2 separate regions of the Mus musculus genome follow, and region 1 is linked to region 2. The links are chromatin loops, found by intact Hi-C in ENCODE. Cell type or tissue: heart. All regions are shown on one strand. Each heading gives the region's core, and the rest is flanking DNA. Links, peaks and the distances in the headings are about the cores only.

Region 1 (8,147 bases), core at 1,696-6,695, 120 kb before region 2:
TTAATTCTCAGATGAATTCCAAAGAATTTATTAGAATTTCTATATTTGTACCTTATTATTTGCCTCTATTATATGAAAGTATGCATCCACATATATATGTGAGTGTATGTATATACCACATGAAAATTCAAAGGTTCATTCTAAATCAAAAGTATATACATATTTATTATACTGTTCTTTTGAAGTTTTCTTTTGTGTTAAGAATGATAAGTCTGGGGCTGGGGAGATGGCTCAATGGGTAAGAGCTCTGACTGCTCTTCTGAAGGTCCCGAGTTCAAATCCCAGCAACCACATGGTGGCTCACAACCACCCGTAATGAGATCTGATGCCCTCTTCTGGTATATCTGAAGACAACTACAGTGTACTTATAATAAATCTTAAAAAAAAAAAAAAAGAATGATAAGTCTGAGCCGGGTGTGGTGGCGCACGCCTTTAATCCCAGCACTTGGGAGGCAGAGGCAGGCGAATTTCTGAGTTCAAAGCCGGCTGGACTACAGAGTGAGTTCCAGGACAGCCAGGGCTATACAGAGAAACTGTCTTGAAAAAAACAAAACAACAACAAAAAGAATGTTGAGTCTAAGGAAATGAAAGCTCCAGCAGCCGTGCTGGGAGAGAAGGGTGGCAAGTCCTTCCTAACACCTTACTAAAGTAATGCAGATGCTTTGTGGAACCAGAGTCGACAGTTACTAGTGCTGAGATGCCAGGAGATGCATGTTAGGAGGGGTAGGCTAGCATGATCTGAGGGGAAGGCAGTTAGGCTAAGTAGAAAGTGTAAAGTTGGTCTGACTGTGCTTTGCAGTATGTTGCCAATTGTGGTTTTTAGAAGATTAGTGAGGCCACCTCTGTGCTGCTTCAACACCTTCAAAAAAACAGAATAAAAAAAGCCATTTGCTATTTTTACCTTTGGTTGGCAACTGCTTGGTTGAGACTGTAGAAGCCAGTGAAGAGTTGTCTCTTGAAGAAAAGGGGTAGTGGCTGATGGTAATACCACTTGTGCTTTGGGAAGTTTTCAAGTATTGTCTTTCATAGTTTCAGTGACTCAGTATATGGGCCTGATTGCACCTCATTCTTTCTCACACTAACCTGCCTTGACACTGTATCACATTGATTCTCATTTTGAAAGGCATAATTTGTCTGACTGTGGAATTGGATTCTAGTAGTGTGTTATTGGTGACATCCAAAAGGGTAGAGTGGAGGAAAGATATGTGTGTTGTGATTAGTCAGCCTGCCCACCCACTCCCTCCTGGAAACTCAGGCCCCATCTGGGGAGACTAGAACTTAAGAAACTTGAGACAGAGGGAAGATGGAATAGCCAAAACCTGCTGGGTTTTAGAAAATGTTTCTGTACCAGGAAATGAAAGAGGCTGAAGGGCCTACTTTGGCTCTGTAGCTCAAAAATGATCCTTTTTCAATTCGTCTTCTCTGATGTATGTGTTTGAGGGCAAGTTATTGGAAAGAAAAGACCCTCCCTTTTTTATTTATCTATTTATTTTATGTATTTGAGTGTTATGTTTTCATGAACACCACAAAACAGAATCAGATTCCATTATAGATGGTTGTGAGTCACCATATGGGTGCTAGGAATTGAACTCAGGAATTGAGCCATCTCTCCATTCCTCCTTTAGGAAACTATTTTTATCTAACTGAAGTAAAAGATAGTAGACTTCGGTTTTTCTTGTTTGACAGTATTGCTATTTATTGTTGTTATTTTGGAGGGGAGGGGATACATTTAAAATAGGAATCAGACTGATCTCTGCTAAGACGGAAAAAAAAGATGCTATATTGGGGAGGGTAGCTGACTGTTTGACCTCTTTTCTATCCTCTGAAAGGTAGTGGCTGGAAGTAGTCTTAAAAGGAATAATTAGCTGGAAGATGTATGGAGAAGGGATTTTTAAAAGATGTAGGAACCTTAGACAGTGTTTTAATATACATCTTAGTAATTGTCCTTGTTAAATTTTCTAGTTTCTGATAGTCTTTTTTGGCTCAATGCTGGTACCTAAGAAATATGCTACCCATAATTTCTTAAACAGCAGAATTCTGAGCACAATATGCACAGAAGGCAATGGGACAGAATATGTATATTTTTAAATGCCTCAGAAAACCAAAAGAGGGGTACTGGGCCCTCAGTTAATCTCAGAGGTTAGAAAGACGGGTCTTCCCATGCACACCTAAGGTTTGCTTTCTTAATGATTTGTTTTCCTAGTGCTTGCTGTTTACCTTTGTGTCTAGTTCTTCACCCTTAGGAGAAAACCTTCCTGAGGAAATTAAAAGCTGTTAGATAGGTATGTGAAATAACAAAGTTAATAAGATGCCTGGCCTAACCTCTAATTTTTGGAGGACCCACATTAAACGATATGGCATAGACGCAAGACATCGTGTCTACTAAACTATTTGAAAAGCTGCTTTAAAATAGCATCTTAAACTGGCCTGAAATTTAATTGGGTTTTAAAGATACAACAAATAGACTTCAGTGTTTGTGTGTGTTATGGTAGCCAGCGTGTTCCTAGAGGAATGGTGAAAGTTCACAGCAAAGCCATCTGTTACTATTACATGGAGAGTTGAAGTACATACACAGATTTTGAGAGAGCTTTAGTTCTTGCATCGATCTTTCATAGGATGAAGTACTTAGTGCTAAGTGAATATGTTGACTAAAAGAATATAATGCACGTTGTATATTGTCCTGATCATTGTCACTTATCCATAGGATCATAGTAGTGTTCTAGTAGGTTTTCATTTTAATTTCCTCTAATTGGATAGAGAGAAGGTAAATTTGAATTAGGTATGGGAAGAGGGGAGGGCAGCTGAGCTATAGTGTGTGTAGATCATATATTTTCAGAAGTAAACTCAACTTTGGGTAGTAAAAAGTATTAAGATCAATTAAACAAATAATTACAGTTATTTTTCTTTTGAAGTTTATAACGTTTTTGGGTTGCCTGTGTTCCCTTTGTCTTGGTAAGTACTGTACCATCTTGTAGATCACTCTGTCACTATACCAACCATAATGAACCCAAATTATTAGGTCAAGCTTTTCCTAATGGGCCTCAGTGTTACAGAGAACTCAGTCCAACCATCATAAGTTGTGCTTTAAAATAGCACACTATACTGATATGTACTATACTGGCCTTCAAATGCAGCAAGTAGACATTGTTTGGATGTGCTCGATGGAAAATGGTCGATGTACCCTATCCTTCCTCAGATATGCTGTTAATCTGAGAGTGGAGCCGAGTTGTACTTGGGGTACTTTGTCTATGTTTCCTTCTTTCTTCCTTGTACTTACTACCTTATGCTAAAGCACCCCAGTGAAAACCTAACAGTTGGAGGAAATCATAACAATAAGAAGTAATACAAACCATGCTTTTGCAATTGTCTTTGGGTTTTCTTTTATCCAAATGACCATATTTTTCCACTTAACTACTGAGTTTAACCCAAACAGAAAGCTGCTATTAGATCTGGTTTCACTAGAAACCAGAAGTTGGTTTTGGCAGCAGTATCCTTATTTACAGCATAAAGGTGAACAGCATGCGAAGATTCTTTCCACCAAGGGAGGAACAGCTGCTAGCTGGAAAGAACCTGTAGAGTTAGACCCCTGGGGGAAACGGGCAGAGCCATGGCATTCAGAAGCAGCTGCTGTGAGACGAGACTCTGCAGCTTGTAGTTCAGGGTAGCAGAGAAGACAAGGATATCATGCATCTGTGTGCTGCTGGACCACCTTACAGACAGCTATCCACTATGCCAGTACTTGAGTTAACACTGCCTACTTCAAATGTGGACAAGATCTATTATTTGAGAGATGGGGTGTTAGGAGCACTGCACATAGTAGTAAGCTACTTGCCATAGTCTACTATTTTTAGATGGGAAAGATTTTGCTAAGCTTTAGACCGCTGATAAGCTTTATTAATACAAGGAGAGATTATGTCTATTAATCTCCGGTTGCTGAAGAAATATTTCTAACTTGCTACAACTGCTTCTCTATGTTTTTTATCTAAAAATCTGCAAGTGTTACTGAAGTGCCTTCCCCCACCTCACTGCAACGTAGGTGGTATCTGGAATCATGCCCAGAACCTTTTGAAAAAAAAAGTAGAAGAAGAAGGGGAGGAGGAGGAGAGGGAATCTAACAGCCAGGAGAAGGGAGCACTTCCGAACAGGCTGCCCATGCCAGCAGCAGGGAACCCTGTGGAGGAAGTGCTGCCTCTGGAGCTGTTACAGCCACTAAGGAACTCTTGACTATATTTTTTTCACTGCCAAAGTAACTGCATATTAGGTTGGAATTCGTTGCTTTGGTCATCTCTCCTTGATTTACATCTTGCCTATTGAAGAAGTGAAAGTGTAATTGGAAATCCTATTTAGAAGGATTTAGTTTTTGTTTGTTTTTCTTTTTGAATGCAGCTATGCATTTGAAGTACTTAAAATTAAATTTTTAACATTTAAAGTAAAATATCTTGGGCTTTATGATGATATTTGTTAATCATATTCTGAAATGATATATGTGGCTCAGCTTGGGTTGTAATTGTCTTTGAAGCTTGACTTAATATTGTACGAGAAAAGAGTTTTAAAGGTTTACTTATTCTGCAGATGTTTATTAAATACCTTCCTGCATGTGTGAGGCCCTGACCTGCTCTGGGGGTATGTAGTTCTTCTTTATGTCTTCAGTGTCTGTTTTCAGACTTAATAAAACAGGCTCTCCCTTTCTGTGTCAGAGTTGCCTGAAGAAGAACTTCCACAGTTAGATGGTGAACCGAGATGAGTTGTAAACACGCAGGTTTCTGTCTCTGATCTATTTGATTCTGTCCTCTGCGTTTGTGCTTAGTGGGAACCATGCTGAATAGGAAGTTCAGGACAAGCCAGTGTCCCCTTGTTTGCTACTTTATGACTGTAGAGTCCTACCAGTTCTGTTTTTCATTTGTTCATTCTAACTGCCGATTGATTCCAGAGCTACAAACCAAAGCTTGGTTCTTAGGCTGCAGTGTCACCCCAGCAGAGACTGTATGTGTTGGGAGAGGAGGATTGTACAGCTGTAGCTAATGTAGAGTCTACTTTTTAAAATGTGTCATTTTGTGTATATGGATGATTTGCCTGTCTGCATGTTTGTGCACAGCATGAGTTCAATACCTTAAGAGAAGGGAGTCGGGTCATCTTAGGCTCAAGTTATAGACAGTTGTGAGCTGCCATATTGGGGCTGGGGATAGAACTCAGGTCCTCTGGGAAAGCATCCAGTGCTTTTAACCACTGAACTATTACCCCAGTTTCTGGTTTCCTCTTTTCTAGCTTGAAAGTGTTGATGACTGGGTCATTTGTATTATGCAGAAAAACTTTTCACCTATGATAGTATACAGTTTCATTGATACTATTTGCTAACAACATAATTTAATAGTTTCTCCATAGGAACCTTTTCAGAGCTCTGAGTCTGAATCCAGGTTCTCAATTTATACTCTTTTTCAGGAATGTGGGTTTTATTTCAAATTTTGTAGAAAGAGGTCATCAGAATTCATGTGAGAGTTCAGTGATTCTCAACCTGTGCATTGAGACCCATTTGCCAAACTTCTGTCTCCAAAATTACTTACATAACGGTATAATTTTATAATTTTATGCTTGGGGGTCACCACAAATGAGGAACTATATTATAGGGTCTAAACAGTAGGAAGGCTCAGAACCACTGGTTTAAGCCATATAATTCCATATTTTTACATATTACTTTGTTTATAAATAATACTGATTACAAACTATTTTCAATTTATTAAAGCCAGTGGTCCAAATATTCTACCATGTAGATATGGTGACACATACATATAGCCCTAACACTCAAGTTCTAATGGGCTGATACAGGAGAATTGTGAGTTCTGAGCTAGCCTAGGTCTTTTTTTTTTTTTTTTAAGATTTATTTATTTATTATATGTAAGTACACTGTAGCTGTCCTCAGATACTCCAGAAGAGGGCATCAGATTTCGTTACGGATGGTTGTGAGCCACCATGTGGTTGCTGGGATTTGAACTCCGGACTTTCAGAAGAGCAGTCAGTGCTCTTAACCACTGAGCCATCTCACCAGCCCCTAGCCTAAGTCTTTTAAAAGATCTTGTCATTAAAAAAATATATATTCTGCAAATATAAAACTGCAAATAACTAGTTCTACCTAAAAAATAATTTATTCTACCTACAAAGACCTTTAAAACTTGTCAAATTTTCTTCTTTTAGATTCATCCTGATTAGTTAGGATGTAATTAATGGAGAATTTGGTGTTCGTTTTAAAACTTCTCTTTCATCCGTACACTCTGATTTTTAAATTTTTTACTGGTGCTACAGAACTCTAGGGATACTACATTGGTTTTATGAATTAGAGACGACATAGCTGGCTGTAATGTGTTTAGCGATTACTAGACATACCATTCAAAAGCAAAGCCATGGCCAGATTCAGAGGAAGAATATGCTACAGGAGAACCAGATGTGAGATTATATCTGCTTTCTGATAGAATTGGGTGAAAGGATAAAGAGTTTAGTGTTAGTGTGTAAAAGTTAGATAAAAGGGAAGGGAGAAACTTAATGAGATGAAGAAAATTTAGTAAAATTGGATAGTTACTAAAATAAATGGCTTTTCAGAATTGTCTTCTACCTCCTTCTCTCCCCCCCACCCCCAGCCTAGATCTTCCTAAAATAACTGGAAAGAGACAGTAGGGTTGGTTTTTTTTTTTTTTAAAGATTTATTTTATTTATATGAGTACACTGTCTCTGTCTTCAGACATACCAGAAGGACATATCAGATTCCATTATAGATGGTTGTGAGCTACCATGTGGTTACTGGGAATTGAACTCAGGACCTCTGGGAGATCAGTGAGTGCTCTTAACTGCTGAGCTAGCCCAAGACAATAGTTGTAACAGAGTTCAGAAAGCAGCCTCTTCCCCGCCCTTCAGATGAGAGTTACTGCCACAGTAAGAACCACATGGTGACGCCGAATTTTAGGAAAGTTAGTGTATGGATTTGGAAAAGGAAAAGTTTTCGTACAGCAAGATGGTTCCAAGGGTGAAGATGCCTGCCTCCAAGGCTGACAACTAAGTTCTATCTCCAGGACTCACGTGGTGAAGAGAGAGCAGACTCCCACAGTTTGCCCTCTGACTTCTTGTGTGCCTCGGGTACCTGCACATGATAAATAAGATCCATACAATTCCCGTGTACTAAGTTTTCAGCTTCTTACCCTTTCTCTTGTAGCAAATCCAGTTTGCTGATGACATGCAAGAGTTCACCAAATTCCCTACTAAGACTGGCCGGAGATCTTTGTCTCGTTCCATCTCACAATCCTCCACAGACAGCTACAGTTCAGGTAGGTATGACTTTGATGTCCCCTCTGTCCCGTCTTATTCACGGGTGCTCTTCACTAATACTTAGAATGTGAGAATCATTCCCAGCAAGACTTGCAGCTGAGGATGCTTTTGTTAAGATGTTCTTTCCCAGGCTGTTTTCTGTGTGGTCTGTGATCATTGCCTAGTTAGTGGCACTGGGAAGTTCCTATATCCACATTTGCAAGGGGGGGAGAATCAGTGGTATTTTTGCTTTCAGAACTGGCATGTAAAAAGAAATTTACTTTTAAACATAAGTTATTTGCATAAAACATACCCTTCCACCCATGTTTTTCTTTTTGTTGCTAAAACAGCTTGAATTATGACAATAAAATTTATATTTTTGTCTCCTTTTATTTATAAGATTACCCTTTATGTTAATATGCCTTTCCCTGTTAATTTCTGGAATGGGAAGATATAAACTATTGTAATGTGACTCCAGCTGTTTCCCTACCCTCCTGTCTTAGCCATCTGTAGTAAGTCAAGTCTTTGTTCTGGTTAAATTGTGCCTATCTCAGCCACAGAGAAGGTATTAAGAAATAACTAGAAAGGTGTTTAGAGGCTGAGATGACTCAGTAAAGTACTTACTCTGCAGGCATAAGGACCTGAGTTCGAGCCACTTAAAAAGCTGGGTGGGCAACCAAAGAATACACATGGAGGGACTCATGGCACTGGCCGCATATGTGGCAGAGGATGGCCTTGTTGGACATCAGTGGGAGGAGAGGCCCTTGGGCCTGAGGGTGTTCAATGCCCCAGTGTAGGGGAGTGCCAGGGTGGGAAGACAGGAGTGGATGGGTGGGTAGGGGGGGATGGGATAGGGT
Region 2 (8,147 bases), core at 1,939-6,938:
GTACCTACATTATAAACTTATTGTGAACATGTATGTGCTTTGAGTAGAAGCACTAAGGAAACTATTTACACTCTGATACTGTACTGAGCATACCACCTGTATGACATAGCCCACGGCATAGGCATATTCTAGCTCAGCGGTTCTCAGCCTCCCTAATGTTGAGACCCTTTTACACAGTTCCTCATGTTGTGGTGACCCACAAACAGAAAATTATTTTTGTTGCTAATTCATAACTGTAATTTTGCTACTGTTATGAATTGTAATGTAATTATCTGTGTTTTCCAATGGTCTTGGGAGACCCCTTTGAAAGAACCATTTAACCCTCCAAAGGGGTCATGACCCACAGGTTGAGAACCTCTGGTTTAGAACTTCTCTCTAGTTCCCAATTTTGTCTTTCTCTGTCCCAAGGACTAGAGCCTCTCTGCACTTAGCGCCAAGATCCTATAAAAGGTCTCTAAACCAGCGGGGCTCAGTAGCCCTGTGAGCTTCTGGGGCTTTGAGGGGTAGAATGATGCCCAAGTTCTGTTAAGTTGCAGTAGTGACAGCTTGACTGTTTGGCCACCCTGTGACATGGCCTGAAATGCTTCTCACATTGGAACCTCTACTACCACTACAGAGATGTTTTCTGGGATCCTTCCAAGACCCTTCCTGGGAAGGCTGCCCAGGCCGTAGGATGAGTGGATGCTCAGCCTACTTGGTCCTCACTGTCTTCCAGGCTGGAAAGGCCTCTTCTTCCTTCTGTGCCCAATGGTCACGTGGCTTGGGTTGTGACTATCCCCGCCCCAGAGATGCATCAGTGGGTCAGGGAAGGAGGACTGGAAATGGCCCATAAAAATCTTGGGCCCCCTGTAAACACAGAGCAGGGGCCTTTGAAAGCCCAAAGCACTTTTATGTGCTAGTTAAAGGGCCTTCCTGTTGTGTCGCCAGGATTTACGGGAGGTGGGGGGGGGGGTGCAGGAGGTGATGAAGCCAAGTGCAGCCTTCATCCACTGACATACTGACTTCCAGAGGGAAGGGCAGGAAGGGAGGACCTAGGAACTTCTGGCAGTCACATTTCACTTCAGGCAGGGACTCCATACCTTGAGATCCTGAACCAGCCTGTAACCCCCATCCCCACCCAGGAGGGGCAGTGTTGCTGACCAAGGCAATGAGATGAATCCAGGTCAGTGGCATCCACAGCCACAGGGAAGGAGACCCAAGACATGGGCAGAGCTCACAGGACAGAGTGGGAAGTGCACAGACTGCACTGTGAGCCGATGCTTCACGGGAGATACCATTTCATGGCCCCTACCCATTCTCAGCATCAAATGCCAGCACTGAGGCACTCCTGGGAGGGTCAGCTCCATCACAACTTATGAGTAAGAGACTGTCAGGCTGCCTTCCTATAGCACCCAACAGGAATGTGATATTTGTGAATTTAAACCTACAGCAGAAGCCTCAAGGTCAACGAGTTATTCTCTCCCCTCTTACAACAGTGAGCCATGCCATCTTTTTCTCTCTGGCAGGAGTGGCCTCAGCCCGTGGGAACTGGGAAAAGAGTCCCTCCCTGACTCACGTGGAAGAAGGAAGGTGCTGTTCTTCGCTCTTCCACAGCACTATGTGCTAACACATTTAAGGGCCCGTTGAAACATCAGTTCACGACTCGGCTCACAGGTGCCTGTGTATAGGAATGAGGGAAGCAGCTGCCACTCACTGCTGCTCTGAAGACAGGCATCAAGCTAGCGATTGCCCTGTTTCTGTCCATCTTCCTGACTCTTAGTGTGAGAGACACTATTCAGCTCAATTAGCTGGTGTCAGAGGGCACACAGTGACTTTGGTCTCTGAGACCTGCCTGGTCTATCACACACCTCATTTCTCCGCTGGTTCTCGCTGCCTGCTGGGAGACTCACTCCATCCTCTGTCCATCCATTCAAGGAAGCAGCAACCATAACCACTCTCAGGAACCTGGGGTCCTTAGCTCTGTTCTCAGACAGGAGGATTCCCACATTGACCTCCCCGTGATCCCTCTTCCTGGTCTCCTGGCCCGAGGTGGTCACAGGGCCTCAGGCCTCTGGCATTCTTCTCCGAAGCTGCTGTTCTCCTCTGCTCCTCTGCGACGCTATTGAGTTTCCTCAGGTCTGGTCAACCAAACACTGCCATATGGGGGGAGAGTTACATTTCCTGTATATGTGTCAAAATATCTGAGCGGATGTGAAATAGATCAGACATGTATAAAAATAAACTTTTACAGGGTGACTGACTACTCCCCTCCAGGGGGAACGAATGGTTCACTTTTCATCTGGGGCCCAGAAACTTGGCTGGGGCCTTAGGGACCACTCTTCACATGTGACTCCCTATGGCCGTCCTGACTCACTTCTTTGGGCTTAGGGCCAGCTTCTCTCCTGTTGGCATTCTCTCCAGGGGTCCTGGTTATGGAAACCCTTCCCCACTAGGCTGACAATTAGCAGGGCACCTTCCTGGGCCCCAGTCTCTTACTCTTTTAGCTCTCCCCTTTTCTCTAACAACCTGTGACAGTATAATTCAGGGTCCCAGTCTTGGTTACAGTAGGACCACCCCATCACCTCTTCATATAATCAGAGCACGCAATGAGCACACATTAAATGCTCTTTACCCATTGTGTGCATCCCTCTGTATAAAAGGGCAGGGACTGTTTATCCAGTATTCCTGCCTATATCCTACTAAGACTTCTCCACTCATCTGCTTCTCAAGGTTCGGTGTTGTCGAGTTATCTCATCTATCTCCCCGTTCCTTGCTAACTCAGCATCTTCATGGATGAAGGTTGGCTCTCTTTATTGCTGAGAGAACTCAGCACTCTTAGCACCGTTATCAGAAATGGCCCCCTAGTTGTAGCCCTGAATGTTGTGTTCACTCCTGCTGCCCTTGCAGGGAGATTGGGAGAGGGTGTCAAGTGGGAGGATACATAATGGTTTGGGACAGATCAGGAGATTCTGTCACCTGGAGCATCCAGACCCTGGGATTTCTATCATTCATGAGCTACTGGCTCCCGGTCAAGCCAAGAACCTAGCCTTGACCCAGCAGGAAGTAGGGAGTGGGGTCTCAGGTCTGGAAACCCCATGTTCATCACACAAACTCAGTCCAGACCCAGAGGCATCTGGCCTGGAGAGACACTCAGCCTTCTCACCTGGGTATAAACCAGCAGGGAAGCAACTCAGGGTTGCCTTGTCTGCCTCTCCCACTCAGCTTGCTAACCCCAAGGTTACGACTGTAGATGTTCCCATCCCAGCTGAGCCTGACATCTGATGGACAGCAGCCATCCTACCAGGTAGCCAGCGAGCTTGGGAACTCAGCCTGGGTTTAGCCAGGCTATCTATTCCCTGGCCACCGACCCACTGTCAGACCTTAATGAGTTGCTCTTATCTAAACCAACTGCAAATTCTAGAGATGAGCTCAAGCCCGCAGTTGCTCAATCTATGATCCTGGATCTGGATGTTGGGGGGGGGGTGGAGAGGGGTGGGCACCCCGTTAGTTCTATGGGCATCTTCTTTACTCTTGAGTTTACTTTATCACATTTCATCCACAAAGCTTCAGGGCAGAGAATTCCTGCCACTGTGGCTGATGACATAATCTTCACATGAAGAGTCACCTTGGAGGTAGGGAAGCATTCATTTCAGCCATTCAGGTTCCACACTCTTCAACACGGCCTTGTCCAGGTTGGGCTCTCAGCCGGGATGTTCTTGTTGCCTCTTTGACTTCTTCAGCTCTTTCCGAGGCCTCTTTCAAAAAAGTCATCTGATTTGCACACCCTACACCCTCTGCTGTTAGTAGCAGCTTCCTTTCCCTGGCGATAATTTAGGTCCTGAAGAGTCAGACTTATGTGTTCCCTCAAAATATGTGCCTGGCTGACCTCTTCTTCCTGGCCCAGAACCCTATTCAGTGTGGGCCCTTGTGTCTATACCCCAGCCGTGACTGACAAGGGCTGGACAGTCTGTGAGAGGTGGGGTTCATGTCAGGATAAAGCTCTGTACCCGAGGTCCAGTCCTGTGTGCCAAGACTTCACAACAGCATGGTTGGTCATGGCCACCAGGGCTGGCCAGGGAGGTCACCAGTGACATCTAGTGGCCACAGCCAGATGTCACAAGGTAGGAGTTGTGTTGGGCTCTGCGACCAGGCTTCTGGGCTGCACCAGCAGGTTGCAGGCAGGCCTCTGACTTCTCTGGGGCTCTGGGACAGCAGCATGGGGCAGGACTAAGGTGGTTAGGTGTGAGAATGGAGGTCTGGACAGACACCAAGCTGCTCATTGCCACCAGAAGTTTGGCTTTTCCCTGATCTCTCCCATCTGTGCCCCTCTGGGCTCCTGTAGTCTCTCTCATAAGATCTGCCATAGTCCCCTTGCTCACAGAGTCCCCTGAAGAGCTGCCTGTCCTAATACAGACCTAGGCTGGAGTGCAGAGCAGCCTCAAGGAACCTCTCCTAGTGACAGCTAGACAGCTACAGAGGACAGCGCAGGGTAGGTCTGAGGGTGGGTCTTGGAGGACTTAGTAGCACTGGGCTCTCCTGGGCCTTACACGTGGGTGGAGCTTCTGAGTGCTAAGGTTCCCTGAGCTGGAGGAGGCAGGAAGTGCCTGGAGTGAAAGAAGTACACTCTCAGCTCTACCCTGGGATAAATAGCTTCCCAGGTGGACCCCACTTTCTCTGACAATCATGAACGTTTTCCACTTGGAGGAGAGGGGAAGAGGATGGCGTTCTCAGAAGAGCAGCCCGCCTGCGTGCTTTGTACTTCACGTGAACTGCTTCTGCCTGCCCCTGCATCTCTCTCATCTCTCTTCCCCTCTCCTCTTTTTATCCCCTTCCCTGGTGCCCCTCCCTAGCCCATTCCCTGGGTCTCCCCTGGCTAAATATTTCCTCTGCAGGCTTTTTATACCTGTCCTCTTCCTTCTTGCTTCTGGCTGTTTCTAGGTCTTGCCTTGACTTCCACCTCCTCCCTCATCCTTGGCATCCCCTTCAAGGCTGAGCTGACATCACTCAGGTAAAATAACAACACTTCATTGCGCTCCGGTGGTGGTGGTGGTGGTGGTGGTGGTGGTCAGGTGGACAGAGATCATAACTTATTTCCCTGATAAGCCTTCATACAGAACGAGAGAGGAGGCAACCCTGAGTTTCCTGCACTCTGGAGCCCCTCAGCTGTCACTAACTTGCCTGCTCACCCCATCTTCCCCTATGAGCTAGGACCAGCCTGCAGAAGACTATACAGGTAGGAGCAGACTGGGAGTCACTGTGGGCATGCTTTCAAGTACCGTGGGGTCTTTCTCACTGTTACAGGAGTGACAATAGGAACTCCGATTTCTGGTAGTGAGTTGAATGCCACATTTAATATCTCTGCAGGTCAGATGCTGTGGGTTCGCACCTTAGCTTCAGAAAGATGCTGGGAAGTGATCCTAACTCCTATCATCTACCGGTGAAAAATGGGATCTGAGGATTAACCCATTAAAGGCAGGCCCCAGGCCAGCAGGTGGACAACAGGTCTAATTTTATGATTACCAAGGTTCAGTTAGCCCACGCAGGAGCACTGGGAGACTCTCCCATCCTATCTGCCCCTCAGACATTGCACTGGTCTCCAGTGATGCCAGTAGCTTTTGCAGTGTTCGTGAGAGAGATCTGAACCCATGACCATCCATATTCTCTGAGCACATTCATTTCTTTCCCAAGTCATCAAACCCACTCATTTCAGAACATCTTCCCCTCTAATTATGACAATCGTCTGATTGTGTGCTTTGATTACACAATTATATTTTATCATGTTAATTGCATAATTAAGACAAGCAGTTACATGGGGGGGAGGGGAATATTTCCTAGCTCCAAATGGGATTCCAGTACCCAGACAGGTGTTTCTTCTGTCCCCTTTAGGAGGGGCTAGAGACTCCAGGGGTTGAGTAGTGACCATTTCTCTCAGCAGTTGCGGGAGACATTGATAATTCAGTTGTTACTGTTCTCATGGCTCTTAAGTCTCTGTCATAGGTGCACCTGCCTACACATAGTCACAGGCTATGGAGAACTGAGCCTGTGTTATGGCTTCCATGTGCTTACAGTCTGGGGAGCTCGACCCAAGTGGCCATCTCCAGAGACTTCTCATGTCTGTGGCAGCTCAAGCCTGGATAAATGGGCCTTCAGAGGAGGGTCTAGATGCAGATGACTGATGATATCTTCTTCCTCCGTGCTCCCAGCCTCCATGCTCCAAGCTCCCTTGCTTCCTCCAGAACCCCCAAGCCTGGGACAGACTACACCTCACCTTCCTCTGTCCCCTGTAACGTTCACTCAGATTGCGCCCTCCAGAAAGCCTTTGTGGGTTAGTTCTGCTGGGGCATCTACCGTAGGATGACTCCAATCCTGTCTATCCAATGATTTGTTCATCATGGGGTCCTCTCAAGGGACTGAGGACTCTTAAATGGCCCTTCAGAAACCTTACTTACTCCCTTCATCTGCACAGATGCCTGCCTGTCAGTCATGGCCACAGCCCTACCCACACTGTGTGTACACTTGCAAATTTAGATTCATTTTACATCCACCAGGGGAACTGGCTATTTAAATAAGTGTTACAGAGGAGCCTTTGGTAAATCCTGATATCACGTTCTGCTTTATTTTCTATATAATTTTGGATTTTCATCTTTCTAGGGGGAGGGGGAGGGTGAAGGAGAGGCTGCAGGCAGGGTTATGTCTTTCCACAGCTTATGTATTTGGGTCCTGCATGATCCTGTGTGGCTTACGTGTCTAAATCAGGTCTTTTCTACTAACAAATGTGTGTTCAGGGCTATCTGTATATAAAACTCAGTGTGCTGAAGGCATGGGTACCACAGTGGATGAGACTCAGACCCTGCCTTTGAGCATCAGAGGGAGGGACTGGGGTGCATATGCTGGATGCACTAGAAAAAAAAATGGCTGCACAGAGGCATGTAGGATTACCTTTGTCAAAGTCTGGGGAAAAGCAGAGAAGGCCTCACGGAGGAGGTGATTTTTAAGGCAGGCAGGGTTTGCAGGATGAGTTGGTAGTGTTCAAATGAGGAAGCAAGCAGGAACAAAGGCAGGTTCTCATGTTTGGAGTAAAGGGTGAAAAGTGGGGGTGCAATGAGAGTGGGTGATAAACAAAGGCCTAGGCCAGGAAGGCCAGTGGGGACCAAGGAAGAGCTCAACTCTGGGAGGTTAACATGAGGCTCAGTGTCTGGGATTCCTGACTGGTGAGTGCTGTGAAACACAGTCTGGGTCATCTGCCAAGAGTGAGAATACAGGAGTGGGAGAATAGGTGTAGTGACAGTCTACGTTCCCATGGGAGAATAGGTATAGTGACAATCTGAGCACCCATGAGAGAATAGGTATAGTGACAGTCTGCACTCCCATGGGAGAACAGGTATGTATGGTGATAGTCCACACACCCATGGGCTTTTCTTTCAGCTGCTGTTAGATGCCAAAGAGACAGGAGTGAAAGTTGAGCAAGCATGGGACAGGGTTGGAGTAGGGTACTGTGGATGGGCAGGCTCAGGAAAGCAGTGCTTATTGTCAACATTGTCATCCTCTGTAGGGTCAGGGCTGTGGGGAAGGAGAAGTCAGGCAGAGATAGAGGGAGGAAAGGATGAAGGGAAAGGAGGATTTGGGTGCTAGGAAGAACTGAGGGAGTCTCCAATGCAGTCAGCTTATCTACTAGGGTTGTTAACTCTTCTAGGGCTACTTGCTTCTCAACCAAGAAAGTACCATCCTTTTGGGCTTACTCCACCTGACAAGGGTTTGGGCCAAGATCAACAATGTGTTGCAGTTGAAGCCTGCCAAACGCGACACTCAAATGCCCAAAAAATATCCTGTTTCTTGTGCACCTCTGACCCCAGAGTCTGCCCAGAGCCTGCCTGAGGAAGATACAGAGATGTTTTAGGAGGCAAGGTGGGCCACCCTAAAGATACAGCTATGCGCCTCTTGCTATAGGATTAAAGGAGCTTACACATTCTCCTCCTGCAAGGAAGGCATCATCAAAGCACCTTGTAGGATGTGTGGATTGAGGCTACAGATTCAAGGCAGACACCATTAGTGGCTCTGTCCTAGCTTTCCGTGCTGGTGTTCCTGGGGGCTCCGTGATTTCTCTGGCTGACACCAAGAGAGCAGGAAAAGTACTCAAGGCATGTGCTGAAAGAACCAGCGGCCATGCT

Evidence for each region. Peaks named below come from ENCODE experiments on the same cell type or tissue, not always from the same donor. Only the 100,000 strongest peaks of a DNase experiment are listed, where the experiment ranks them.
Region 1: a loop joins it to region 2, with 2.6 times the contacts of the local background. A loop is called at or near these places in 2 of 42 quality-filtered maps.

Annotation. Positions count from the first base shown.
Region 1 is chr3:107,676,883-107,685,029 of GRCm38, reverse strand. It overlaps Ahcyl1 (S-adenosylhomocysteine hydrolase-like 1), which reads left to right. Exons shown (of 17, transcript NM_145542.4): 2 at 7,199-7,310. Gm52629 (a long non-coding RNA gene) reads left to right here and starts at 495. Exons shown (of 2, transcript XR_003954676.1): 1 at 495-4,261; 2 at 4,573-6,741. In heart, for the core only: no CTCF peak of the experiment used is centred there; DNase peaks (open chromatin) are centred at 3,609 and 4,149; H3K27ac peaks cover 260 bases.
Region 2 is chr3:107,555,292-107,563,438 of GRCm38, reverse strand. No RefSeq gene overlaps it. Among named protein-coding and RNA genes, the nearest start is that of Ubl4b, 4.3 kb to the right of the region's middle. In heart, for the core only: a CTCF peak has its summit at 4,073 (motif pointing left); a DNase peak (open chromatin) is centred at 4,008; H3K27me3 peaks cover 2,823 bases.